Regions from separate parts of the Homo sapiens genome. Here region 2 is linked to region 1. The links are chromatin loops, found by intact Hi-C in ENCODE. Cell type or tissue: dorsolateral prefrontal cortex. All regions are shown on one strand. Links, peaks and the distances in the headings refer to the core of each region. The heading gives the core; the rest is flanking DNA. Region 1 holds the start of LOC158434 (a long non-coding RNA gene). Region 2 has its middle 27 kb from the start of LINC00092.

Evidence for each region. A loop is a pair of places that touch in the nucleus more often than their neighbours do. Peaks named below come from ENCODE experiments on the same cell type or tissue, not always from the same donor. Only the 100,000 strongest peaks of a DNase experiment are listed, where the experiment ranks them.
Region 2: it touches region 1 in a loop (13-fold over the local background); 5 of 110 quality-filtered maps call a loop at or near these places.

The regions. Positions count from the first base shown.
Region 1 is chr9:96,107,877-96,122,546 of GRCh38, reverse strand. LOC158434 (a long non-coding RNA gene) reads left to right here and starts at 6,136. Exons shown (of 3, transcript NR_132344.1): 1 at 6,136-6,301; 2 at 7,793-7,912; 3 at 13,511-14,670. RefSeq lists an enhancer at 14,617-14,670. In dorsolateral prefrontal cortex, for the core only: a CTCF peak has its summit at 6,011; a DNase peak (open chromatin) is centred at 5,766; H3K4me3 peaks cover 1,410 bases; H3K27ac peaks cover 3,441 bases.
Region 2 is chr9:96,041,602-96,056,271 of GRCh38, reverse strand. No RefSeq gene overlaps it. Among named protein-coding and RNA genes, the nearest start is that of LINC00092, 27 kb to the right of the region's middle. In dorsolateral prefrontal cortex, for the core only: a CTCF peak has its summit at 6,807; DNase peaks (open chromatin) are centred at 5,954, 6,831, 7,881 and 8,304; H3K4me3 peaks cover 1,495 bases; H3K27ac peaks cover 3,654 bases.

The sequences.
Region 1 (14,670 bases), core at 3,803-8,802:
GTGCTGTGGGCTCCTCCCAGCACTTAGCTTCTCCCACAATGCCATGGTATCCTCCCGGCCTCGAGCTCCTCCTACAATGCCAGGGCTCCTCCCTAGACCCCAAGCTTCTCCCACAGTGCCGTGGGCTCCTCCTCAGCCCCTGAGCTTCTCCCACAATGCCGTGGGTTCCTCCCCAGGCCTGAGCTCACCACAGGTCTTTGCCTGCACCACCAGATTCTAGGATCTTCAGGGGTAAAGAGGGAGCTTTTTTCACCTTTCTATCCCCAGCCCTCTCTGCAGTGACAGGAACACAGTAAGTGCTCTACAGCTGTTTTTTGAACAAAACTGATACTGTATATCAAAACGTATTTTTCTTTCTTATTTACTCTCAATTTGCAAATAAAAATTGTATATATTTATCATGTACAACACATTTTAAAGTGTGTATACCTTGTGGAATAACTAAATCAGAGTAATTAACATGCATTACCTCACATACTTAGCTCTCTTTTCGCAGTGAGAACAATTAAAATGTACTCTCAGCAATTTTCAAGAATGCAGTACATTGTTATTAAATGGGGTCGCCATGTTGTGCAATAGATCTCTTGAACTCATTCCACCTATCTCACCAAAATTTTGTATCCTTTAACAAACATCTTCCCAGCATCCCTCCCCCATCCAGTCCCTGGTGCTCCTCTGAGTTTGACTTTTTAAGATTCCACATATGAGTGAGATCTTGAGGTATTGTCTTTTGTGCCTGGCTTATTTCAGTTAACATAATGTCCTCCAGGTTTACCCATATAGTTGGAAAATGACGGGGTTCCCTTATTTTTTTAAGGCTGAATACCACATTTTCTTTATCCATTCATTCCATTGATGGACACTTAGATTGATTCCTTATCTTGGCCATTGTGAATAGCGCTTCAGTGAACACAGGAGTAGAGGTATCTCTTGGGCATACTTAGACATACTGATATCATTTCCCATATCCACAAGTGAGATTGCTGGATCACATGGTCATTCTATTTTTAATTTTTTGAGGAGCCACCGACTGTTTTCCATAATGGTTGCACTAATTTACATTTCCACCAACAGTGTGCAAGGGTTCCCTTTTCTCCACATCCTGGCCAACACTTATTATTTTTCATCTTGATAAAACCCTCCTAACACATGTGAGGTGACATCTCATTGTGGTCAAACCACATTTTCTCAGGAGGGATGCAGTATAAATCATTGTTCTGGTGCCTAAAACTTGCCATATGTGAGCAAGTATTTAGCAAGTACTTTAAAAAATGCTGATAGCATTGTTTCCTAAACGTCAAAGTCAGAGACCTCCAACAAACATTTTAACTTTAATTTTTATCAACATATGAACATAGTTTAATACAATTTTAAAAGTGAATGGATTTTACAACAACACAAAACCAAAGTAGTCTTGTCACCCGCCCCACTCACCCTCATTCCCACTCCTATGGCAAACATTTTAACTCTTTTAGTTCCTTCTTCTGATGTTTATGTCCATACTGTGAAGCAACAAGTTTACGTTGCTATTTCCTAATTTTTTCAGTTTTAGATCTCAATTAACTTCTCACCATTAAATATAAATTTTGACTCCTTTTATTTAGACTTCCTCTCCACACTCTCCCAATATAGTTATCTCTACAGTTTAATTTTTGGTTAAATCAAAGTTCGGTTTTTACAATATCATGATTATATAAACAACCAAGTGCAATAGTGTACTTTGTTTTTTTTTTCTTTCATGATCACTATTTTGTTTCCCTGGGAGTTTCTAGTTGCCTTAATTTTCATTTCCTATTGTGTAATGTACCTGTCATTTACTCATCCTCAACTTCTTAGCCTGAGTATACATTTCTCAAAACGTTCCAATACATCAGGTAATCTATGTGACTCCTGTTTTTCTTGGTGATTATCTTCCTAGAGATTTCTGTTTAAATCTATCAGGTATTCTACTCAGTTCTCCCTTTACCATAGATTTCTTTTCCATATCTTTTCCAGAACTTTTCTCTTCCAGTATGGACTGGTGTTTCCTTAGGCCAGCTATAGGGCTGTCATCAACCTAGGGTTCTTCTCCATCAACCCTGGAGTTCTCGTTTTTGATGGATATCCTGTTCCTGTGTCCTACATCTTCCTCATTCCTGGTATGTTTTCTTGCTTGATGACACACAACCTCCACCAGCTTCCTGAAAATAAAATCAATAAAAAGTAGTGGTGTTTTAATTAATATTTTGAGACTGGCATGTCTGAAAATGTGTTTATCTTACTTTCACACTTTTACTGAAAGTAAAATGTTTTTACATTGTGGGTTGGGGGCTAAAAATGCTAGGTTGGAAATCACTTGGAAGGCATCACTCTTCTGGCTTCTAGTCTTGCTCTTGAAAACCCCAGTACCATTCTGATTCCTGCTTGATATGGTTTGGCTGTGTCCCCACCCAAATGTCATCTTGAATTATAGCTCCCATAATCCCCACGTGTTGTGGGAGGTGATTGAATCATGATGGCAGGATTTCCTGTGCTGTTTTTGTGATAGTGAATAAGTCTCATGAGATCCGACAGTTATATAAAGGGAAGTTGCCCCACACATGCTCTCTTGCCTGCCGCCATGTAAGATGTGCCTTTGCTCCTCCTTTGCCTTCCACCATGATTATAAGGCCTCCCCAGCCATGTGGAACTGTGAGTCCATTAAACCTCTTTTCTTTAATAAATTACCCAGTCTTGGGTATGTCTTTATTAACAGTGTAAGAATGGACTAGGGAGGCTGAGGCGGGTGGATCACGAGGTCAGGAGATCGAGACCATCCTGGCTAACACAGTGAAACCCCATCTCTAATAAAAATACAAAAAATTAGCCAGGGGGAGTGGTGGGCACCTGTAGTGCCAGCTGCTAGGGAGGCTGAGGCAGGAGAATGGTGTGAAACTGGGAGGTGGAGCTTGCAGTGAGCCGAGATTGTGCCACTGCACTCCAGCCTGGGTGACAGAGCGAGACTCCGTCTCAAAAAAAAAAAAGAAAAAAGAGAATGGGCTAATACACTGCTCCTTTATGTGGCTCTGGTTGTCTCTCCAGAAGATTTAGAGTTTTCTCACTTTTCCCAGTATTTTGAAATCCCAAGGTGATCTGTTGTCATAATACTACAGTAGTTGGTGGGACTCTTGTAATAGATTCATCTGCCCAATGCACAGCAAGTCAATATGCTGAGACACCAGGGAGCAGCAGAGAACAAATTAAATAATTATAGGGCAGCCTAATGAGATGGGAGGAAACCGCACATCCACCTCCCTGAGGAGTTTGGGGCTAGGGATGTTAAGGGGTTTGGAGTGGACTGAGGTGTGGGGATCATTGATTGATTGATGAATTCAGGGTAAAGTCATGGGAAGGGGAGATGAAGAAACATTCTCATGCTGATATAGTTCTTCTATAAGGGTTTTCACACTGGTTGATGTCAGCTGTTCTGCTAGAATTCAGAATCTGAAAAACATTGTAAGCAATTCTTAAGCAAAAGCTCTATGATTCTAGCATCAGAGATCCTCTTTATCTTCCAACTTTTATGAGAAAGTTTTAAAATTTCATGTTATCATTTTTATGTGTTCCTCTTAATATGGCACCTTGATCTTGTTTTATGGATGCAACATCTCCCTTTTTCACTAAAAAATAAATTACAAATTTTATAAAGGTATCTTGTTCTCTATATTACCTCTCATTCCTTTATTATGTTTTTTTCTTTCTTTCGTAAAGACTTTCCTCAAATATCTGCTACTCCTGAGTCCATTCATATTTAAAGGGCAAATGGCTAGACTAAAAAGATGATTGGAAGCCAGGTGTGGTGGCTCATGCCTATAATCCCAGCACTTTGGGAGGCAAAGGTGGGAGGATTGCTGGAGCCCAGGAGTTCGAGAAAAGCCTAGGTAACAAAGCAAGACCCTGTCTCTACAAAAAAAATTTAAAAATTAGCTGGGCATGATGGCACATGCCTGTAGATCCAGCTACTTGGGAGGCTGAGGTGGGAGGATGGCTTGAGCCTGGGAAGTCAAAGTGGCAGTGAGCCATGATAACCCCACTGCACTCCAGCCTGGGTGAAACCACAAGACCCTGTCTCAAAATTTAAAAATAAACAAACAAACAAATAAATTAGGTTATTGGAAACTCTGCATGCAAAGGTTTCTCTTTCAGTAGGACTTCCCAGAAGGAAACTGGCTATTTTGTTGAGGAACTCTTAAACATTATTATCTGCAAATCCTATCTCTGGGATTGATGAGTTTCCCCAGAGAAGAATTCTCTAATTTCCTGAGCCTGGCCTAGTTCACAGCCAAGTGAGGAAAGGGGATGCCACAGGGCTTGATTTTTATTACACTCCACTGTTTTCACCTAGACCTGGGTCCTGAGCCTGGACTCCCTTTCCTTTGTCTTCTCTAGAAAGTGACAACAACTCCCCCCATCCACTTGTCTTCTTCTGGATGAGGGAGGGGTGGTCCCAGTCCTGAGTGAGGTAAGCAAGGGAATCTCTGACTTCTTCTTTTATAGATTTTCAATTAATCCTCTCATTTTTAGCCCACTGGGATATTCCCCATGAGCAATGCCCTATGCTTCCACTTCCCAAGACTCCCTGGGTTCTGCGTTGTGAATCTGCCCAGCAGCTCCTGCCCCAGCCCTTGAAGTGCTAGCTTTCTGCATCCTGTGGTCTGTTCACTTACTCACTGCTAGATCTGACTTCCTCTTGCAGTCATTCAGTTGACCTCTCTCTGCTGTGACTCCTTTCATGTTCTCTTCGCTTTTGTGCGCCAATGTCTTTTTGTCCCTTTCCTGTCACTTTCATGGAGGGTTAGGAGGGAATAGAGACAAATGGCTGTGTGCAATTCATCATGCTTACATAAATTTCCATAAAGCCACAGCTCCTGATGTTGTTAACCGTCCCACCTGTGTGTTTCTTATCCACCCTCACCCCGCACTGGGGACAATCCCATTGTCTGCTAACTGCTTACCACATTTCCAGTGAAATGACCTTGCCTTTCATTTGGATTTGGGGAGGGGCAGAGTGTTAGGATCTGCATAACAAGATCCCCCACTTTCAATGTAGAATCAAGAATGGGAAATAAAGCAACCCTTGCTAGTTTCCAAAGTATTAGATACCGCTCCTGGGTCTCAGTAACTCTGAATATGCCAGACTTTTATCAAGGAGTAAAACAGTCACCCACGCCTTTGTGAAAGCTCGCAAGTTTGAAATTGTGCCGAATGAGGAAAAGCTTCCACACCAGACAGTTCCAGGTGCCCCTCTGAAAGAGTTATCCCTTTGCCTCAAAAAGAAAACAAGACACAACAAAAAACAAACAAAAAAACCCCCCAAGAAACAATGACAACAACAACAACAAAACCCTCTGTGGTCACAATGGAGAAAAGGTAGGACTAGGGGGCAGCGGGGCTTGAGAACCCTGCCCTCAAATGTTTATATAAAAGGAAGAGCTGCCTGGCACGGTGGTAACTGAGCTGTGTCCCTTCCAGGCTGAGCTCTGTCTTCAGCTGGACAATTTGAGCCAGCTGTGCCTGTTTCTTCCCCAGGGCTGAGAAGGCTTTTATTCACAGGCAGTTTCCTGGGATTGCCATTAGTGAAGACAGGGATCAAGGACTCACAGACAATGCCCTGCAAAGACAGCCACTCCCTTGGCAATTGGGGCAGAGTTTGCATCTTGGAGCTGGAACCTTGGCGGCCCCTGAGCACAGTGTTCTGGAGGAGTCTGTGCTGAAGGGCAGCCTGGAAGCCTGTGGGACATTGGGAACGGTACCAGCTGGGGCCTGGGCTTGCCCCTGGGTACAGAATGTTTTATTCAGTGGGCAAAGCAGTGCCAGGGTGGATGAATAAAGCCTTCAGATTCTGCATGGGGGTTTGTTTAACTCTCCCCCTTCTCATCCTCTGAACACAGCCAGAGGCATTTGGAACATGGCCCATATGATCATATCATTGGTGACAATGGAATCCAGGCCACCCAAAATCAATGAGTCTCTAACAAGGCACAACTGGCTGCTGGGACTTGTCTCCAGCATTGCAACATTGCCAGCTATTCTTTGTCTAAGTGCACTCATGTTAATGTGTAAGCCATTTCCTTCCCAGTGAGAAGGTTCTTTGTGAGATTGCTCTGTATGCTCACACTTGGAGACTGAAAGTTGGACTCGTAGGTACTGAGCGTCTTGTTGTGGAGACCAGATGCAATGCCTGGGCCTCCTGCTCCAGCTCCCATCCAGCCCTGGGTCAAAGCCTGCAGGCGAAGGACAGGACAGCAGAGTGAGCTCCAGGATGTGGAGGAAGGAAGATGAGGTGTGGTGGGGAAAGGGTAAGTGGGTGTGGAGGGTAGAAAAGTGTCCCCGAAAAGATAGCTCCAAGTCCTTACCCCGGTCCTTGCAAATGTGACCTTATTTGGAAATGAGATTTTTGCAGATATGATCTAGTTAAAGGTCTCAAGATGAGATCATCCTGGATTTAGGGTGGGACCTAAGTCCATTGACTAGTAGATATTTTTGCAAGAGAAAGGAGAAGATTTGAGACACAGAGAGACACAGAGGGAAGAAAGCCGTGTGAACTTGGACTCAGAGATGGGAGTGATGCTGTCACAGCTAAGAAATGCCAGGAAGCACCACAAGTTGGAAGAGGCAAGGGAGGGATCCCCCCCAGAACCTTCAGAGAGATCGTGGCCCTGCCAACACATTGATTTTGGACTTTTGGTCTCCAAAACTGTGAGAGAGGAAGTTTCTCTTGTTTGTTTTTTGTTGTTGGTGGTGGTGGTTTTTTGTTTTTTGTTTTAGATGGAGTCTCGCTCTGTCGCCCAGGCTGGAGTGCAGTGGTGCGATCTCGGCTCACCGCAAGCTCCGCCTCCCGGGTTCACCATTCTCCTGCCTCAGCCTTCCATGGAGCTGGGACTACAGGTGCCCGCCAACACACTCGGCTTTTTTTTTTTTTTTTTTTTTTTTTGTATTTTTAGTAGAGACGTGGTTTCACCATGTTAGTTCTCTTGTTTTAAGCTGCCACATTTGTGGTACTTTTGTTATGGCAGCCCTAAGGAGCTAATTCACAGGAGAGATGGGGAAGGGAAGAGGCAAGAAGATAGAAAGATGAGGAGGTGGGGACAGGGACAGCCATGCAGGCTGAGGCAGCAGGGGTGGAACAGCTCCCCTCCCTGTCATAGTCGCTTCATAACAAAATATCCTGGACTGGTGGCTTAAACAACAGAAATTAATTTTCTCAGAGTTCTGGAGGCTGGAAGTGAAAGATGAGGGTGCCAGCATGGTCAGTTTCTGGTGAGGGCTCTCTTTCTGACTGGTAAACGGCTGCCTTCTGGCTGTGTCCTCGTAGGAGAACAGAAGGCAAAGGAAAGCTCTCTAGCTTCTCTTCCACCACGAGCTTCAAATCTAAACCTGATTATCTCCCAAACACCATCACTTTGGGGGTTAGGGTGTCAACATATGAGTTTAGGGAGGATGCAATTCAGTTGATAGCAGGCCTTCATGCATGGGTGTCCCAGCATAGGTCTGGCAGTTTAGAGGCCAGAACTACACGGAATCTTGCTATGCAAAATGGGCAAAAACACCATTGATTGAAGGATAATTTAACCCGGAGCAGAGAAGTTACATTGAGAATCGAAAAATGACACCCTTGCCTTGGGGTTAACGAGGCTGAAAATAAAGACTAAACCAGCAGTAGTCTGGATGAAGGTGAAGGCAGGTGGGGCATCATTCATCAGACCTGGGAAGTGGGGGCGCAGGGCTTATCTGTTTGGGCCTCATCACTGCTCTCCCTATCATCTCCTGTCAGAAATAATTCCCTGACTGGTGTCCCTTCCGTTTCGGGATGAATTGTCCTCCAGCTGCTCCTGATTCCTGCGTTAAAGTCCTGGTGTGATGGCTCACATCTGTCATCCCTGCACTTTGAGAGGTGAGAGGATTGCTTGAGGCCAGGGGTTCAAGACCAGCCTGGGCAACACAGTGAGACCCCATGTCCACAATAAAAGAAATTAGCCAGGCATGGTGGTGGATGCCTGTAGTCCCAGCTACTCAGGAGGCTGAGGCAGGAGGATTGCTCGAGCCCAGGAGTTGGAGGCTACAATGAGCTGTGATTGTGCCACCGCATTCCAGGCTGGGTGACAGAGTGAGACTCTGTCTCAAAACAAAAACAAAAACAAAGACAAAAACAAATCCTAACCCTTTAGTACTTCAGAATAAGACTGTATTTGGAGATAAGGCCTTTAAAGAGGCAATTATGTTAATGAGGTCATTAGGGTGGGTCCTGATCCAATATGATGGATGTCCTTGTAAGAAAAGGGAACTAGGACGCAGACATGTGCAGAGGAAAGACCATGCAAAGACACAGGGAGAAGACGGCCCTCTGCCAGTCAAGGAGACAGGCATCAGAAAAAAATCAATCCTGCCAACACCTTGATCTCGGCAAAGCTCCAGGCATGTGAGAAAATAAGTTCTGCGGCAGCCACCCAGGCTGTGGTAGTTTGTTATGGCAACCATCACCCACTAAGACACCGTCTCCAAGACCCTCCTCTATAGACAGACACCTGATGCCCAGGCCACCCCTCAGATGCCAGGGGAAGCTGGCTGGGAAGGGCATGGGCTTTGGAGCCACCAGCTACACCCTGGAATCTCTGTTCATGGCCTTCTAACTGTGGGACCTTGAGCAAGTTACTCCATCTCTTTAGTCTTGGAGATCCATAAAGCTGGAGGTAATGAACTCTCCCCAGAGCTGTGCAAATTAAATGAACTAACAAGTAAAAAGATAGATTTATTTATTTATTTTAGACAGGGCCTCCCTCTGTCACCCAGGCTGGAGTGAGTGCAGTGTGCGATCACAGCTCACTGCAGCCTCGACTTCCCAGGCTCAACTGATCTCAGCCTCTGAAGGAGCTGGGATTACAGGTGTGTGCCACCATGCCCAGCTAATTTTTTCATCTTTTGTATGTTGCCCAGGCTGATCTCAAACTTCTGGGCTTAAGAGATCCTCCTGCCTTGGCCTCCTGAAGTGCTGGGATTATAAGCATGAGTCACCTCGCCCAGCCATGTAAAAAGATTTAATATGCCTGAGGCCCAAGGACTCTAATACGTTCTCCAATTTTACCTACTCTAGGGGACATTTGCTGTGTTTTGCAGCCACACTGGGCAGCCTGTCTCTTTGGAGGAAATGCCAAGATCTGCGGGGGTCTGGCCCTGTTTCCCACTGTGTGCAGATGAATCTTCTAACCACCTGTCTTCTGGAAGTGGGGACAGGAAGTGGAGCCAGTTCTGCCAGGTCCTCCCATTCAGATGGTGGGCTCCTGAAGAAGTGACATAGAGAACTCATGGAGGTGACAGTGGAGACAGGCTCCCAGCGGAGGGCAGCAAGGACCAATGATGGTGTGAGTGTCCACTGAGAGTGCCATTGGTGGCGTCCCAGGCAGCAGGTTCTGTAGGATGACCTCACTGTCATCTATGCTTGTTTCCCTGCTTGCAGTCAATCTCCTTGTCCTCTGCCTTGTCCTCTTGGGGCCTGTTCTTGGCTGGCAATCATATTGGAAAGTTATCTAACAAATTATTTCACACTAAAGTGAGAAAGATTTAGATAAGTAGTCATTTTCCTAAAGGCACTTGCATTTTAAGAAGGGAAAGGAAACAGGTAAGGCTAAGCATTTCATTTAACTGGCAGTGGAAAACGTAATCATTTTTAAAAATAATTTATAATTTTATAATTTTTAATTTTTTTTTTATAGAGACAAGGTCTCTCTATATTGCCCAGGCTTGTCAACTCCTGGCCTCAAGTGATCCTCCTGCTTTCGCAAATCCCAAAGTGCTGGGATTACAGGTGTGAGCCACCATTGTCCGGCAGGGAAAGTTCATTTTTAAGGCTGACTATGTATGTACCAAGGGCCTATTATTCCCCTGGGATGCTGGTGTTCAAGGCATTGTCTAGTCTGGCATAGGTGAGGCACATTCATTTGAGTGGCCACCTCCCATGTTGCCTACTCGGCTGGCACGGTGGAGAGCTTAGCTGTCTTTTGAGTCTGTGACTTGTTTAGACTTTACTGGTTTAATCAGAAGGCTCTGAATTTCATACTTAAATTCCCATTCAGGTGTCTGGCTGACCAACATTGGCAGGTAAAGGTAACATTTTGGTCAGATGAGGAAGGGGGTGCCGGGAGGCAACAAAGAGGTATTTTCCCCAGTGTCTTACTCCTTTGTTCAGTTTTGATGACATGTAGCACGACTAAGAAAAGAACTTCTAGGCCAGTCCAGTGGTGCAGGGTGTGGGTAGGGTAGAGAACCGTACAAGATGGAGATCCCAAAGAGAGCCTGTGCCCAAATGCAAATTCCTGGTCAATTATTTCAGCCAGTTCACAGTGACTGCCTGCTTCTCCCTGCGTTATTTTCACTGGGACCTGAATCAACTCTTGATTCTTGAATCTAGAGAAGGGAAAGGAATCCAGGACAGAAGGTGGGCAAAAAAGGCAGGAGCGCGAGGTGGCTGGGAAACGGGCGTTCTCCATTCATTTCTCACTTCCAAGTCTGACCTAAGCAGGTCTAGCAGGAAGGGCAGATTATCACGCGCAGCAAAGAGACAGGACTGAAGTTTGGCAAGTAGCACAATCCCATCCTCAGGCTCTTTATTTATGTCACTGCCATGAAATCCACTTTGTGAAACAGGGGGCCTTGTCTGTCTGCTCAAGACATGTCTGGGAGAAGAGGTGGACACCTTCTCCACATCGAGAAGTCAGGGTGCCCTGAGCTTCTGCTATGGCGCTTACCCAGAACCTGGGGAGAGAGGCTGCTGCCAAAGAAACAAATACGTGGGTGTCTTTCCTGGTTCCCAAAGGGCTGACCTTAGAGTCACCCGATTGTGCTGCTTACATCCCTCCAGGGCTTTGAAACACATGCTTAGCTCTTGTGGCTAAGAAATGGACACTGCTGAAACGGACACTAAGCTCTTGTGGGGAAGCTCTTGTGGTGCCTAACTGCATCAGAAGGCGATTCTGGCTTTGAGGCTGGGAAGCTTTCGGAGGTGCTTTTCAAATGCAAGCTTATGTCACCTTTAGGAACATTTTTCAATTCGCTTTCTGCTGGCCAGGCTCGCAGCTCCACGCTGTCGCCTGCTCCTGCCTCTCTGTGGCTCCCAATGTCCAGCAGGCACAGACTTGACGGTTGTCTCTGTGCAGAATTCCCCTCACTTTCTGCTTCCACAGGCTGACTTCGTTCGTGCTGTTCCTGCTCCCTGCTCCGGTTACAGCCACAGGCTCCTCCACATTCTTCTGTCTGCCTCCAGTTTCTTCTTCTCACTTTAATCAGTCTTGTCCACCATTGCCAGATAATTAAAAAACAAAACAAAACAAAAACTAAGCTTCCATATTATCTACAAAATAGTCAAGGTCTTTCTTCCATGTTATCTACAAAATATTCCAGGTTGTTCTTAGCCTTTTAGGAATCAGAGGAGAATTTCAACCCATTATGGGTTTAGGCCTCCAAGACTCTAACAGAAGAGGGACACGGTGGAAGAATAATGGGAAGTGGAAATCTTACCCCTGGCAGGGTGTCCCGGTTCTGGATGCATGCCCAAGGAAACACAAACGATAATTTTTACAAATCAAAGCCATGCAAGTCCCATGGAGACATATTAGAACATGTTTTCTTAGATTTGTAAGTCATAGGACCAAAATTGGTGGCTGAATGGCACTGAGGGAGAGTCTGATAGGTTACTAACTAAGGGGTGCTCTATGTTGCCACAGACTAGGTGGAAAAGGAAGGGGTAGGGAAAGCCAGGGTGGTGATCCTGAGAAAGAAGTTGGATGAGAAGACTCTGCGCCTTCTAGCCATGCTCAAATGCTAGTGATAAACACACACAGACAACATACAGTGAAGTACACACACACAGAGTCTCACACACCTTGCACGGTGTGTGAGCACCTTGCATGCTCTTGGGCATCTACAGCACTCATTTCACTGTCAGGTTTTGCCTTTTCTTTGGACGTCGCTCTTGGGCGTCTAGAGCACTCATTTCACTGTCAGGTTTTGCCTTTTCTTTGGATGTCACTCTTGGGCATCTAGAGCACTCATTTTACTGTCAGGTTTTGCCTTTTCTTTGGACGTCATTTTTCCTTGTGTGCATGTTGCCCATTCCCCTAAGAAGTACAGGAGAGGTGGGCACGGTTGCTCACACCTGTAATCCCAGCACTTTGGGAAGCCGAGGCAGGAGGATCACTTGAGGCCAGGAGTTGGAGAACAGGCTGGGCAACATGACGAGACCCTGTCTCTGCAAAAAAAATCTTTAAAAAATTATCCAGGTGTGGTGGCATGTGCCTGTGGTCCCAGCTACTAAGGAGGCTGAGGCGGGAGGATCACTTGAGCCTGGGAAGTTGAAGATGCAGTCAGCTGTGATTGCATCACTGTACTCTTGCCTGGGCAATGGAGTGAAGCCCTGTCTCCAAAAACAACAAACAAACAAAAAAACCAAAAAACAAAATAACAAAAGAGAAGTACAGCAGATATGGAGCAGAAGTGCGAATGGTCTTCTAAATAGTCAATCTTTGGGGGCATCCTCCCCTCCCTTCTCCCCTCCCCCCCTTTTTTTCTTATACTTCTTCTTGCAGTCCAACATCCTTAGCAGTGCAAAATGAGTCAGAGTTTCCTCAGACCTTTGAGTGCTCAGCATTATATAATCATCACTTCCAAGTAGCATTCGGAGATGTCTTTAAGCTGCAGCAGCTATTGTTAGTTGTTTAAGACACTCCATCACTGCCTTTGATCGGAAACTTTCTCATCACCATTATGTGCATCGGTGCAGGCACCTTAAATTTCACTGGGTCTTGGGATTAGTCATATTATAGAGAGACACAGAGATGTGAGAAATAAATTGAAAAAAGGTCTGTAGCAACAGATTTTACACCATAAAAGAGTAAATTATTAGGTGTTAGGAAAAATATAAATGTTGCAAACGGTGTGTTTTATATACTGTTGCCAAGAATAAAAATATGCCAAATATGGGGGAAAAAGGTGTTGGTTAATCTGACTTCTGGCTGGCCCCCACCCTGCAGCTCTTAGCACTGCTGGGCTGTTTTATAGGGCAGTAACCCAGTCACCAAAGCAAAGAGAATTCGAATAAGGGACTTGGAAGATATGCCAACTTGGGGACTAATTATTGCCTTGTTAAACAGTGAGATGGGGTTATTGTACATTTTTGTGTATGGTAGTTAAAATGTATTTTAAAAAAGAAGTTTTTAGAAACCAAGAATTCCCCAAATTCAAGAAGTAACTGATAAAGTAGTTTATGGAAATGTAATCTCCCCATAGAACCAGATTGTGCAACAAAAAAGGAGAAGGAACGATGTTAAATGGGAAACAGAATGGGGGTGACCCTTCCAGATGGCTTTCTGGAAACTCCTTTCAAGCCAGCCACCCACCAGACGATGCTACCAAATGGCCCCTGTATTCGTTTTTTAGGGCTGCCATAACAAAGTGTCACAAGCTGGGTGGCTTACAACAATAAAAATCTACCATTTTACAGTTCTGGAGGCCACAAGTGTGAAATCAAGATGTCAGCAGTGCCATACTCTCTCTGAAGTCTGTTGGAGAGAACTCTTCTTTGTCTCTCCCAGTTTCTGGTGGTTTCCAGCAATCCGTGGCTTCCTTGGCTTGTCGTCGCATCATTCCAGTCTCAGTCATCATGCGGCCTCCTCACTATGTGTCTGTCTGTGTTTACATTTTCCTCTTCTCATAAGGGCAGCAGTAAATGGATTAGGCATGCTAGTATATCTTCTTCGCTTGATGGCATCTGCAGACTCTGTTTCCAAATAAGGCCTTGTTCATGGGTACTGGGGTTAGGACTTCAACACCTCATTTCTAGTCTCCTATATCACCATGAAGAAAGCTATGCTAGAAAGCTATGTCTTTGTTACTTATACAAAGTGGTATTGATAATAGCTACTTACTCAAAACTACTCAGAATAAGATCAGTTTCTAGCATGACAGTATGAGGAGCCGCCTGACCCACTCCTCCAGGTAAACTGGTAAAAACAGCCATTTAAGGCTTCTGGAAATAGTCCCAAGGAAAAACAGCAAAGGAAGGAACCTGTATTCAAGAAAATGTACTAATTTGGTAGAAGAGGTGAATCTGTGGGATTTGAAACAAGACCACTTCTTTCCTCCCCACTCCCAGCTCAGCACGGTGGCAATTTCCCTCCAGACAGCTACTGCTGAAACACAGGTCTCCTCTCCTCCCAGCACAGAGGGCCTCCTTCCAGGGAGGAGTAGGATGGCAGTGTCCTTCATCCTGCCCCCAGCTCCCTGTTGCTGAGGCTGTCTCAGATGAATGCAGTTGAGAGGTGGGGGCTGCCACCCCTACCTGCTACTCATGGAAGGAGACTCTACCTTGGGTGTGACATGCTGAGAAGACTGTGGCCCTGGTCACTTTTGCCCTGGCTCTTGAGGTGGTGTTTCCATGCCAGAAGGCTCAAGTTAAGAAGACCACTGGCTATCCCCAACTCCTCCACCAAGCACCCAGCCCCTAGGCAGGGGGTGTCACTCAGAGAAAAGCTTACCATTGTTTCTACCCCCAGCTCCAGAGCTCTGGTTCAGATATTTTGTTGCAAGGTAGGGGAGAAGAAGCAGTTCAGAGAAAAAAAGGTAATTCTTAATCTCTTCCCAAGGGAACTGACTTCATTTTCA
Region 2 (14,670 bases), core at 4,629-9,628, 67 kb after region 1:
ACTATCACCACTAGCCCCACCCTTAGAGGTAAGGGAGAGGGCACAGAAGGGAAGAATGTAAAGCCATAGAGAAAAGGTCATGGCACACAGGGCTGGCTTACACAGACCTGCCATGTCCAGAGAGGCTCATCTCAGGTCCCCAGTCTTCTATGCTGAGACGCTGGGGCCAGTCTTTTTCCCCCCCTTGCCTTTAACAGTGCCTTATTTCCAGTAAGCACTAGGAGAGTCCAGGGCTGCAGTGAGGAATTGAAGAGTGGACTTGAGGGTCTCCTTTGCACAAGGATCAAAGAATGCAAGATGGCGAGGGCCCCTGTGGCTGTGCTCTGTGGTGGTCCTGGGGCTTCAGTCTGTTTCTAAGGTGTTGCAGGCAGGGATTTTCTTTCATACCATAACATTTTTTTTAGATGATAAATACATGTTCATTTTAAAAATGTGTTAAATCAAGTTTCACCTGAAGCTGCCTCCTTAGCTATTTTTAGTTTGGCCTAAAGGTTTTTCTGTACATCGTGAACTATAACAAGTATAGGTGTAAACAGACCTTAGCCTCCACTTGTACTAATCACCGAGTTTTGGCCAATCAAATGTAGCTGTTTGAACTCTATTCAAATAAGGCAAATGCCAAGCTGTAACCAATCTGGCTGCTTCTGTGCCTCACTTCTGTTTTCCGTAGGTCACTTTCCTTTTTCTGTCCATAAGTCTTCCACCACGTGGCTGTGCTGGAGTCCCTGATCCTACTCTGGCTGGGAAGGCTGCTCCATACCTGAATCACTCATTGCTCAATTACACTCCTTTAAATTTAATTCAGCTGAAGTTTTTCTTTTATCAAATGCAAATAAGCAAAAGGATAATGACAGTTACCTGGAATCCCACCTGCCAAGTTAACTATTTGTGTCATTTTCATACCTTTTCTTCATGACTTAAAAATACACACATGCATGTACACACACACACATATGATTTCTTCAAAAAATGGCATCTCACTACAATGCTCTTTTGTAAGTTTTTTTTTTTTTCATTCAGCTATATATGACGAATATCTTCCCATGTCAACTGGAGTCTTCCACGCATCCTTGTTTAGGCTGCTGAATGTTCCCTCCAATGGATGACGCATCTCAACCTTCTAGTGACGGTGCACCAGACTAATCATTATAAGTTGAGCAACACATTTTTGCCTCTCTTGCACACAGTTTACAACTTTTCTCAATGAAACAGAGGCCTAGAAAAAGGAGGACCAGCAAAAATAGTGGTCCCATGCCAGGCAAACACTGAATCCTGTTTACGAATTCCTTGTTTTTGATGGTTCCCTTAAGCTCCAGTGAAACCTATGGCTTCCCTGAAATAGATAATACTTAGTGATCTGCAAGGTATAGCATTGCTATATAGTTGTTACAATAATAATAATAGTACTGTTATTATACATTAAGTTCTGGGCTTTGAGTCTATAGTGGAAACCTATAAGAAGCTTTAGAATTACACAAAGCGGTAGGCCTGCTTCACATGAGCCACAGATGTGCTCCTGAGAGTTTGGGACAATCTAAGTGTTTAATGGCTCAAATCATACATTTCCACTTAAACTTGGTGATATGGTTTGGCTCTGTGCCCCCACCCAAACCTCATTTTGAATTGTACTTCCATAATTCCCACGTGTTATGGGAGGGATCCGGTGGGAGATAATTGAATCATGGGGGAGGTTTCCTCCACATCGTTCTTGTGGTAGTGAATAGTCTCACAAGATCAGATAGTTTTATCAGGGGTTTCTGCTTTTGTGTCTTCCTCATTCTCTCTTTGCCTGCTGCTGTCCATGTAAGACATGACTTGCTCCTTCTTGCCTTCCGCCATGATTGTGAGGCTTCCCCAGCCACGTGGAACTGTAAGTCCAATTAAACCTCTTTCTTTTGTAAATTGCCCAGTCTTGGGTATGTCTTTATCAGCACTGTGAAAATGGACTAATACACTTGGAAATGGCTAAGTTCCCTTTTTAAATTGGTTTTCAATTTTCCCTGCTCTTAATACTTTAAAATTCTCCCAAGAAGTTAAGGCTGGGTGAACATTAAACCTTCCAGAAGAACATGCTAAAGGGTCGTCCACGTGCAGAGAGTCCTTGTGTGCTGCTTCTGTCACCCCCAGACCCACTGTCCACCTGCCAGCCCCCTTCTGCCCTGGAAGCCTGCCCTGCATGGCTGCATGGACTGCACTCTACAACTCCTGGGCCCTCTGGCTTCTGGGTGGGTTTGGCCAGGGGCCGGGGGAGCCCCAGCAGGAGTTCAGGGGGAGAGAGGAAGGTGAGGCTTCTCATTGCTCTGCATCCCCCGACTCTGTAAAATCACCTGTGGAGGGGCTGTCCTCCTCACAACTTTCTCCTTCCATGTTTCAGTTCTGATAACCTCTCCCTCCCTCACCCCGCTGGATCTGGTGCGAGTGACAGCTCACCTGCTGTGGCCTGGGGTTCCTGCATGGCTCCCCTGCACCTGCCCACACCTTGTAGGTAGTCCGTATATAGAGAAACTCTCCTCTATGATGCTAATTTGAGTGTGCCTTCTGCTTCCTGTTGGGACCCTGCCTGATAAGGTCTGGAGAGTTTAGAAATCCTTTGACAGGAGAATGTGCCTTACCTCAATTTACCAGCAGCTTGAGGGCTTGAAGCCAGCAGAAGCTTTGCTACTTCTCACAAAGTCTCTGCAGAGTTAGGGATAAGGGCACATGAAAGAGGCCGCTCACAACCTAGACAATTTCTACTTTCCCACCTGGCAAGAAAATTCACTTCTACCTCCTGATCCCACATTGATTTGGTGGACATGGCTGTTTTTCGTTATCCCCAAAAGTCATATGCCTGTTTACCCATGTGTGTATGCCAGAGAGAGGTCCACTGCTCAGGTCACTTAAATCCTCTTCAAATGTGCGTTGCCCCTCATGCTGCGGGGGAGGAAACAGACCCAAAGAGGAAGAGGATCTGCCCTGAATGAGCTGCCAGCTAGCCGTAACCCTAGGAATAAAACCCAGGTGCACCTGACCCAAACTGGAGACGGCTGGACAACAGAACTGGCCTGTTAGCTGGGTGCAATCAGCCAGGCAGGAATGATGGTTACTTCTCCACACTGCCAACAGGATCACCTCCCAGTGAGCTGGACCTGATGAAGTAAGGGGCAACCTCCTATTGACCTTCACTACAGAGCCCTGGCTGTAGGAGATACCCAGGCGATATGGGTTGACTTGAATTCATCATTTATTTCAAAGCAGAGGGCAAAGGAGCTGGAAGAGGTCAGAGCTAGTTTGCAGACACAGAAAACCTCACTTCCTGGTGGATTCTTTCTAGGAGGTGCATTTCACAATGGCTGTTTCACCTCTTAGTAACCTGGCAGCTTCCACAGGGCCTTACTGCACACGTTCTGAGCGCCAGGAAAAATGATTCCTCTCACTGCCAACCATGGTTTTTAATATGTGAGCATATGGCTCTGCTGCTTCTTTTCAATCTCCCTCCACTAGTGCTGAGCTACGGCACTGGGGAGGAAACCAGAAACGCAGAGTGGGTTTGTCTGATTTGTCCAAGGGTGTATTTTAGTATTGGTAGCAGAATTCCCTCCGCTCCCCTCCCCTTTCCTCCCTCCCTCCCTTCCTTCCTCCCTCCTTCTTTCCTTCCCCGCTTCCCTCCTTCTTATTCTCTCTTTCTTCTTTCCCTTGAGAGACACTGCAGCCATGTGGGTGGGTGGGCAGACAAGTGGGTGGATAGTAAGATGGAAGAGGGAGTTTCCTTCTTGGGATTCTCATAATTGGTGTGTGATTGACATTCCATTCATCTGGAGGACTGTGATATTAATCGGAAACAGCTTGAGCTGAAACTGCCTCTAGTGTCACAAACATGCTGAACTCGGGCAGGGTCTTCTGTCTCCCTTCTTACTGAGCGACTCCTTCTCTATTTTAAACAACACTCTCTCCAAGTGTCCTTCGCCTCGAGTAACCAGAACATGCAGTTTTTCTCATTTAAACTAAAAAGAACCCTAAACCGTACAGTGGAATGTACAGTGAAATTCCAGGTGCCTCTCCACACAGGAAACTTTTAATTGTTGTACACTGGCAGAAAAAGGTTCACTCCTAAATCAGTAAAGATGATGTGCTCCCTACTTACATAAAAGGAGTTTTTCTACACCCACAACTCCGGCCCTTGCTGATTTCACCTACTTCATATTAGAGATCACTGCAAACCAGCACACGGCCATTCCAGTTTACTCTTGATTGTGGCTGTATTGTATTCCATGGCATGGTTCTATTTAATTTGTTCAACCACTTTTCTACTAATGATCTTAGTCAGCTAGGGCTGCTCTAACAAATACCACAGACTGGGTGGCTTGAAAAATAGAAATGTATTTCTCACAGTTTGGAGCCTGGGAAGTCCGAGATGGAGGCACCAGGAGACTTGGTGTCTGGTGACGGTCCTCTTCCTGTTTTGCAGACAGACGCCTTTTTGCTGGTGGAGAAAGAGTCCCTCCTCTCTCTTCTTATAAGGGTGAGAGGTGAGGCCAGCTGGACTTCCCAGGTCAAGTGAGGACTTGGGGAACTTTGCTGTCTTACCAGAGGATTGTAAAACGCGCCAATCAGCGCTCTGTGAAAGGCACCAATCAGTGCTCTGTAAAATGCACCAATCAGCACTCTGTAAAAAGCACCAATCAGTGTTCTGTAAAACGCACCAATCAGCAGAATTCTAAAAGTAGCCAATCGCAGGGAGGATTGAAAAAAGAGCACTCTGATAGGACAGATACAGAACATGGGTGGAGCCAATAAGGGAATAAAAGCTGGCCAGCCCCCCCCGCCCCCTTCACCCCCCCAGCCAGCCAGCCAGCCTTGGCAACCTGTTGAGGCTTTCTCGCAGTTGGTGTGGCTCTCCACAAAAAACCTTGCTACAGCTCATTCTTTGGGTCTGTGCTATCTTTAAGAGCTGTAACACTTATGGAGAAGGTCCAGCAGCAAGACCACGAACCCGGCAGGAACCAACTCTGGACACAAGGGCATTATTAACCCTGTCACCTCCTAATCCCCTCCCAAGGGTCCCCCTCCAAACACCAGCACAATGGTGGGTAGGCTTTCAGTATATGGATTTGGGGGACACAAACACCCGATTCACAGCATGTCACTTGGGTGCTTTGCAGTTTTTCATGGAGCTTGATTTACATGGGAGCTCCAGGGGTGGAAGAGTGTTCTCCCCGGAATGTGGGGCCTGGCCGTCCCTGCTGGAAGTCTTCCCTGATGTTGCCCTGCTTCTGGAGTCCACAGCCAGTGGTTGAGCCCACAGACCCTTGGCGATGTCACGGCTCGCAGTGAGGCCCCGCCCGTGGTGAGGGAACAGGGCCCAGGGGTTGAATGTGAAGGAGCCAGATAAAGGTGCTTGGGTTGCTGGGTTCACAAGTTGGGCTAACATCGGAGGAGCCTCCAGAGAGCGGGGAGAACCCACTTCTGAAAGCCTGAAGATACAGGCTCTAGTCCCGCCTCTATCGAAGAGTGAAAAATGTCGGGCTCGGCTGACACACTCCTCACGCTCCAGCTCTGTGGTCTCAGGCCACACCTGTCCTGCCTTTCCTCTTCCCCAGCTACCGCACAGTGGGGTGGGAAGCTCCTGTGCTAAGCCCTGCCCCAGCAGCATTCATACTGAGGTGCTTCTCTGAGAAATCCTAGCTGGAGATTCTCTCCCTCCCACGCCCTCTCTGCCTTCCTTCCAGCCACACTCTTCTAATTGTTTCTGCACTCTTCCTTCAGAATCGAAGTGAGGTCAGCAAATCGTGACTGAGCACCTGCTCTGTGCAGCGCCCTGCTTTTCCCTTTTCTCTGTAGGCTTTCAAGTTAGGTGTGGAGGCAGTAGTCTAAGATTCCAAGGTCCGTGGTTTCCCTTTGGGCCGCAGGGGTAAGAAGTCTGCTTCCAGTGGTCTCCGAGGACGGCCCATGGGGGACCGTGGGGGATGGACGCAGCAGCACAATCACAAGACGCCCCTTCTGACCTGAAGGTTGGCCCGCCGGAGGGATGACCAGCCGGGGGTCAGGCACGTCCTGTGTGCCTTGGCTGCCTCCTGCCATCTGGCGACTCTGGCATCGTGATGAGCGTGGGGTCCACGTGGACGCAGCTCTGAGTTTGTCTGAGGGCAGGGAGGCCTCACGCTGCCCAGGGTAGGGTTACGGGAGGCTTGAAGGGGAGGGGCTTAGAGGACCCTGCGGGATTAGTTGGGAAGACCCAACCAGGAGGTGTATGCAGGGGGGAAATGTCAGGTGGTCCCCATCACCCACCTCACCAGTCCCAGGGGGCGGTATGGGCTTCCCCAGGCCTCCAGCTGCCTCCAGCCTGAGGATGTCTGCAAACTGCTCCAAAGTTTGAGTTGCAGTAACAATGGTCCCCATTCACTGAGGAGTCCCCAAGGCCAGGCACTAAGTCAGGCCCTTTTGTAAACCCCTCAGTGAGATGTCAATGCCCACATTTTATAGACGGGGAAAAGAGGAGCTCGGATGTAAACTATGCCCCGGGAACGCAGAGCATCCCGGGAGCCCGCCCCAGAGGAAGCCTGGTTAGCAGCCTGGGGTGGGAGGAGGGGGTCCTGGCCGAGCGGAGGCGGTCGCCTTAGCAAAGCCCTTCAGGCCCTGTCCTCTTTGAATGGGGCTATTTGTCCGTGAACCCATAATATCGGAGCAGACTGAACTTCCTGGCAAACTTTTTGGCAGGGTTTCCCTAATGGAATCTCCAGAGAGAAGAAGTCCCCTGTCCTCCTGGCGTCACTCGTAACCTCCGGCCTGCTCCGCTCCAGGCTGTGCCCAGGGCGCCCTGCCCAGGGAGCTTGTTTGCTCTGGCAGACAGGGAGCCCATTCAGGCCCTCGGTGGCACCCGGTGAGTCTGTCCCGGAGGCCTGGCTGGGCTCCGGCTGGCTCAGGGGGACCTGGCGGGGCCTCCAGAAGCCTCCTTTGGCTCGGGTGGGGCGGGGGCGCTGACTTGACTCTGGCCCATGAGAACGACTGACTTTACAGTTCCGTCTTGCTCCATAAACCAGAAAGCCACTTCCAGCTGGTGGTATGAAGTCTGGTGGGCGGGTGTCTGGTGCCATCCTGTCCGGGCAGGGAGGGGTCCAGCCTGTGGTCTGTCGCAGGCCGATTTTACAGGCCGCCCGTCACCCGGAGCGGGAGCTCTGGCCGTGTCCACAGGGATAATATTTGTTGTACCTGATCCCGACTTGGGACGCCCACAGCTTCCCAGCTTAGCATTTTAATTACGCTGCCATCAGAGAGCTTTCTTTTTCTACAAATAGGGGGTGCCTAGACTTTTATTTTTCAAAGGGTGGGAAACACTAGGTTAAGCTTAAACCACATCTGATTATGAAGAGGCTGTGAGTGATTCCACAGCCAGCCACCACCCAGACTGCCCTGGGTGAGGGCGGCAGCGAGGGCTCTGGCCCGGAGCTCCCCCAGGGTCCCTAGTTCCAGCTCTGAAACAGCGAGAGAGCTTGCGGCCTGGGCTGGCCCCGCACGGGGACAGCAGGCCCACCTGCGGGAACACGGGCAGCTTCGCCGCGCTCCTGACTTCTTGCCTTGTTGGCTGAGCGGTTCACGAATAGCTGAAGGCTGGGATGTTTAAATATTAAAAATGCTTAGCTAAATAAGCTGGCCTGTTTGCTTTTGCTGATAGTCACAGTCTACCCACAGAGCCCTTTCAAACCTCGTCAGTGTTTTGGAAAGTGGATAAGGGACTCATTCAGTGAGGCTCAGGTTTACCCTGAGCCAGGAATGAAGCATGTATTTCATGAAATAAGGACTAGCCTGAGACCACACACACAGGCGGCTGAACTCCAGCGGCCTCCCTCCCCTCCTTCCCCTCTCCCCCCCAACCTCCTCCTCCCTCTCTTCCTCCCCTTCTCCCTTTTCTCTCTCTCTCTCTCTCCCTGGCCCTGACAAACCGGCCATGACTGACACCAGGAAACCCGTAATCGGCGTCAGAGGGGGGTTTCCAGGGCTTAGGGGGCCCTTTGTTATCCTGGAGCTGATGAAAAAATGGATTACGACAGTGTGTGCAGCCCATACTAAAGAGAGCTCACAAAAAAGCCAGGGCCACCTCAACACGGCTTCTCAGAGAAGAAAACGTTGCAGCCAAATGGAATTGTTGAAATCACCTTTGTGTGGGAGGAAAGAAAAAAAAAAAAACACCTCACACATTTTCCCCAAGAATAAGGCTGGTTTTGTCACAACTTGCCCCTAGTTCAGCGGGTCTGGTAGATGCCCCCACCCACCGGGCCCTGCGTCCCCAGCACAGCCTGAGAAGCCTGGCCGGCCTGGCTGCATGGAGCAGTTGCTTATGTCAAATCCGTCACTGTGGGACACAGGGGAAACATGAGGTTATTAGGAGGAGGCTTCTTCGAGGACACACTGGGGCCACGTTACTTGCCCTCTCCTTGCCATCGCCCTCCCTGACTACAAACTTCAAGCCCAGCGAACTGCCTCTGACTGGGCGCTGTTTGAAGTTTGGGAGATGTGAGGCTTTCTTTTTTTCTTTTTGAACTTTTATTTCAAAGTAGGCTCCCGTCTATTCAGGGAGAATGAGGCACTTAAATTCAAGAAATATTTATGGTGCTTCCTAGGTACAATGAACCAGGGTAAATTTTGCAGGGGGAAGGGTGAGGGCAGGGACTGGGCAGGGTGACAGGGGCACAGCCTAGCCCCTGCAGCCCCCAGGGCCTATTGAAATGCTGTAGGGGGCTCCTTATTAAAGGAACATTACCCCAAATCTGCAGCCCATGCCGACATCAGCACTGCATCTGGCTGGCAAAGCTAGCAACGATGTGTCCTGGCTCTTGTTTTCCTTGCCATCCGCTCCCCGCCCCTGTGGGGTTGGGATTGAAGTCCCTTCCGAAGGCCCCAGGGTGCTTCAAGGAGAGTGGCTGGAGTGGCTTGGTGCCTTCTTTCTTCTTACACGCATGCTTTTTGAAATGAGATGTTTTTGCCAAAGACAAGTAAAAAGTGGGGCGCGCTCCGGAGTTCTGGTTTGGTTTGAAATGAAGAACCCACCCAGCTCTAGGGTGTCTCAACGGGGCACGCAGATCTCTGACCTCAAGCAGGGCCACCGGTCAGGAGAAAGCGTTCTTTCTCCTGAGCTTTCCCGGGGGTTTCCCGAAGCCACCTCAGAGTCTGTGACCGCCCCGGCTTCTCCAGCCCACAGCAGAAATCACAAAGAAGGAACAAGGGACGACACAAAGGTTTTCCCTCCACCCATCCCCTTCTTGGGCTGAGAGGCCGCCTGCCGCCTCTGTTGCGGGCACCACCACCCATGATCAGCTCAGTCCTCTTCCAACCCCAGAGCTGCTCCTTAATCCTCCTTGAGGTAAAAACAAACTGTTTTTCCTTTGCTCTCACCCCAGAGAAACTGACACAGATGACTTCTGTGACCAGCAAGCAGTCAATTCTGCAGCATGGCGGGGCGTCCTTTAATTCAATTCAATTCCAACACTATCTACCTAGAGACAGCGGTGGATCCCACAGGTCGAGGGCTCAGTCCCACAAAACTGCCCTCCATTTCCGAGGTGGATCGCAAGCCCCTGATTGCCTACCCTGTCTTTCTGACCAGCCACCTATAAATCGAGGTTCCCACCATGTCCTCCATGGGTTTGATTATTTTGCTAGAGAGGATCATAGAACTCAGGGAGACGCTTAAATTTACCAGTTCCTGATAAAGATATTGCTAAGGATACAAATGGAGAGACGCATAGGATGAGGTGTGGGGAAGAGGCGCGGAGCTTCCGTGCCCTCCCACAGGGCAGCCATCCTCCAGGAACCCCTTCGTGTTCAGCTGTCCAGAAGCTCTCCAAACCCTGTCCTTTTGGATTTTTATGGAAGCTTCATTATGTAGGCAGGATTGATTAAACCATTGGCCACTGGTGGTCAGCTTAACCTTCAGCCCCTCTGCCCTCCCTCTAATCCTGCCTTGGTCTTTCACCAGCTCCATCCTGAAGCTACCTAGGGGCTGCCAGCCATCAGCCCATTCATTAGCATAGAAAAGACAGCACTTCGGAGAGTCTAAGGATGTTAGGAGTTGTCTGCCAGGGAACCTGGTTGAAGATCACATATATATTTTACCATACCAAAGTGCACCTCAAGTCTTCGAACACAGATCCCCTTAAATTGAAAGGATAAACAACTCAGATACTGCCATATCAGTGGAACCCAATTCAGTCCATCAGATTGTATGAATGTCTGCCAGGGCAAGGCCACTCGGGTTTGCCAGTTTCCAGTCCATCTTGTCAGGTTCCAAAAGCGAGTGGTCTTGGCACACACATGGCTTCACGCTTTCAGGCATCTGGGATCACTGAGCTAAGAGACAGTACAGTCTCTCGCTCTGAGCCTCTTTCAAGGTGTTCATATAATATTGGATTTCCCTGTATTTATAATTCATTGATTCATTTCTTTACTCCCAGCTACCATTCCTTCTCTCTCCATTAATACCCAACTTTTCCACCTTTGGAAGGGACATTAGAATCTGCCATTGTGCTGGTGTATATTGCAGACAGCAATACTAGTAACTCCTCCTCAGTCCTCTTTCACCCAGATAGAATAAGGTGACATAAGTACTACAGAACTACCCATGTGTAGCCCTCAGGGCCACCCCATCAGTCTCACTTGCCAGCTGTGTTCAGGGCCTTCCCACCACGGAACCTATCCCGGAGCCATCGGCAGTGTCTTGTCTGTCTTGCGGGCAGACAGAACAGTTCTTACTGGCATCTTGTGCCTGAGAGGGTGCAAGAGGAACGTGTCTAGACTCAGCCCATCTCTGCGCTGCTGTAGTTCCCATAGCCACTCATTTCACGGAGCCAGGTGGCCACCCTGAGTGAGAACAGCAAACAGGGATATCTGCCAATTCCAGGCGACTTTCCAACCTGGAAGGGAGATTTTCTGATGGGTGTTTGATGTGTTGCTTTCATGCAACCCTCAGATTTCCACAGGGCCGGGCCCCATACGGGCATCCCTTTAATAGACCAGGTTTCCATTGCCCCTCTGCCTGACCATGTCGCCAGGCCATTGGCCACTGCCCATGAGTCAGTGAAAACCAGACACAGAGGCTTCGCCACCGCTCAGTCACTGCTAGGAAAGCAGCATGCAGGTCGGCCACCGAGCTGATTTGCTTTTAACTTCCTTGATCAGAGTGGCAGCTTCCAAACAGAATGTTGTCCCCCTGCCTGGAACTGCCATTCACGAACCAAGCAGTGCTTTGCTGGTCAGTTGAGAGCTGGTTATAGGGCAAGATCCAGGTGTCAGTAGGATCCAGCCACTCCTACAACTCCTCACTCTAGTTCCAGAATGAGGCCGAGGGGAAAAGAGGCCCCTTGCTTGGGGTGTCTCCTCGCATTCTTTCCCCAGGTAGCAGGATCCAGTAGAAACCATTTCCATTTCATTATGGAATGCTCCCGGGCACTGCTATTCCCATTAGAGTGTTTATCTGACGTCACCCAAGACGTCGTGGGTATTTCGGGTTTCAAGACCATTTTATGTCCTTCAGTCATAGAGGTAGCTTCAATTAATGTCCCATAGCAAGGCAGTAATACCCTCAAGTCAAAATTCTCTGGTCCAAAGTCTCAGCAGTTGTCGGTGGGAGGCACTCACAGGCTTTTGCCATAAGCTCCAGTTATAGTTCACAGAGGACTTCAAAATAGGCCATCTGTCCCTCCCAGCAGTCCAGCCTCTATTCTTCACTGTGTGGGTTTGGGCAATCTTACTGTTCCCACAAGCATGTCCAATTCATATTGCTCTAAGGGTAGATTTGCATGCTTTCCATTTTACAGTACAAGGCAGGGAGAACATTCCCCAGGCAGATACAATATCCATCCCCATAATACAATCAGATAAAAGAGACGCAACCGCTTCACATGAAGGGTGTTCAAATACACCACCTCTCCCATGCAGGTTTAACTTAATTCCATCCAGCCTGACTTTCTTAACTGTAGCCTCCACTCGGACTTTATCAACATGTTCTGGTTTTACAATACTGGGTAGGAAAAGTGTTCCCCAACCAGATACAATATCCATTCCTATGAAACATCCAGGTAAAGGAGGCAGAAATTATTTGTTTTGAGACAGAGTCTCGCTCTGTCGCCCAGGCTGGAGTGCAGTGGCACGATCTCAGCTCACTGCAACCTCCACCTCCCGGGTTCAAGTGATTCTCCTGCCTCAGCCTCCTGAGTAGCTGGGATTACAGGTGCGTGCCACCACGCCCGGATAATTTTTGTAGTTTTAGTAGAGACGGGGTTTCACCATGTTGGTCAGGATGCTGCTTTCGAACTCCTGACCTCGTGATCCGCCCACCTCAGCCTCCCAAAGTGCTGGGATTACAGGCATGAGCCACCACGCCCAGGCAGAACCTCTTTAAATAAAATCTGTTTAAACATTCCCACTGCCATAACCCTACCAGCCCTAACATGCGTATATTCTGTCGGTCTAACTAGGGCCCTCGTCAGGGCCTCCCCTGTGGATTTCAGTACCACAGTGTGTGGAGTTCTCATTTCAAGGAGACCCAGGAATTTCTCTTCACCACTCCCTGGCCATTTTACCCACTTGTGTGCCTAAGTGGGTCCCTAGCAGGGGTTGAGTCAAGGGACCCTTGCTTAGTTTTGTCAGTCTTTATCTTGATGAACTTGCGGAATTGCCCAGACAATTTCAGATCAGATTTCTCACTGTCATGTTTGCTTCTGACTTCTTAAATTTCTCCAAACTGGGGGAAATAACAGCAAACTTTAGTTTGCTAAACTAAAGTGATCTTAATTGAACAAAAACTGACATTGGTTGAATAACAAAAGACTTCTCGGGGTTTTTAATCATTAAAAAAAATGCCACCCTCCTTCAATATTTGTAGATGTCCAGCAATATCTACTGTGTCTCTGCTAGTATTTTCCATTTTTCATCTCTAGAAATTTCTGGAATCTGCTAGTACTCTCTGCAGTACGAGTCTAAAAGAACACAACATTGGCCAGGCACCATGGCTCATACCTGTAATCCCAGCACTTTGGGAGGCCGAGGCGGGTGGATCACGAGGTCAGGAGTTTGAGACTGGCCTGGCCAATATGGTGAAGCCCCATCTCTACCAAAAATATAAAAATTAGCTGGGTGTGGCTGCACGTGCCTGTAGTTCCAGCTGCTTGGGAGGCTGAGGCATGAGAATTGCTTGAATCTGGGAGGTGGAGGTTGCAGTGAGCTGAGATTGCACCACTACACTCCAGCCTGGGAAATAGAGCAAGACTCTGTCTCAAAAAAAAAAAAAAAAAAAAAAAAAAAGAACACAGCATTTAGAACCGCATTGAGATTCATCCACAGCCACAGGTGTTTAGATGTTGAGGATAGGAAGAGAAAGGCCTGTTCTGGTCTCCCTGTCTGTAGGCATTTGCTTCCTGACCACTGTGGTGGCATGGCAGCTGGGGCTCAGCCTGCGTCTCACCTACCTTCTGGCTTATCTCCCTGATACGCAGGGGCTGGAATGCTCAGCAACTTCACCAAACATTTTTGTACCTGAGCTTTTGTGTGTGAGTTGGAATTAGCCACTCAGTTATATTTGCGACAGATTTAGAAGGTAAGAGTGGGGTGGGGTCAGTGTCTGCAGTTTTTTGGCAAGTTCATGGATATCTATCTAGAAGGCATGAGGGCCTCTGTTTAGCTGGGTCATGTGATTTCTGGAGCCTGCAGCAGCCGTGGCTGTTTCTTGATTACAGAAGAGACAGCTGCTTCTTGGTGGCTTGCTTCTACTGAATGGGTTTGGGAATCATCCCTGAAAGCTCAACCTCAAGTTGGTTTTTTTAGCCTTCCCATCAGTTCTATCAGTCATTTTGCCTAATTAAGCCCAACTCATGTAAACTAGCTAGAGTGAATTCTGTTCTCTGCAACTGAGCCTGCACTGACCCAGCTATTCTATTAGGTCTCTATTTTGAATGTCTGCTATGAGTTCACATCGTACTGGACAAGAAGGGGCCATCAAAGAAGCACAATAATCACTTGCAATGTGCCACACCAAAGTTAATTCAATCCTCTCCACAGCCATATGAGCTAAGTACTATTATTATCATACGGAAGAGGAAACTGAGTTACAGATGGATTAAAAGACTTGCCTGAGGTCTCACTCAAACAGAAAGAGGCAAAGCCATCCTCGTCCCTACCCAGTGTGGCTCCAGGTCCTACAGTCTTTACTGCCACCCTTTATGACCCTCCCAGTTGGTCTAATAGTGCGATTATTTTGCACAGAATTAGCCCAAACACCATAAAGTTTGCAGTTATGAAGTGGTATCGGACGCTCTGATTATGAAACTAGTATTTGTTCAACTCAATTAGAGGGTTTATAAATCACATCTGAGAAACTTTCAAAGCTCTGACAGTCTCAAACAAGGGTCATCAGAGACCTCCCTCTGATTAGATTTCTCCTCATGGAGCATTCCCCAACACCACCCCTCATGAGAATGATCCTCATAAGCAGCCCATTTGCTCTTAGAAATGAGTTTCCCATGTTCTGCACTTGAAGCCTGGAATCGTAACCAAATAGTTGCTATTATAAAGATATTTTCAGTGTGTTTCTGCCCAGGGATGGGAATGTGCATCTTACACCCTGCCCAGTTTCTGCTTTCTTTGCAGGGGAGAGTAGTGGTGGAGCCGGGGGGCATGGCTTTTCTCCCCAGTCCTCCATGG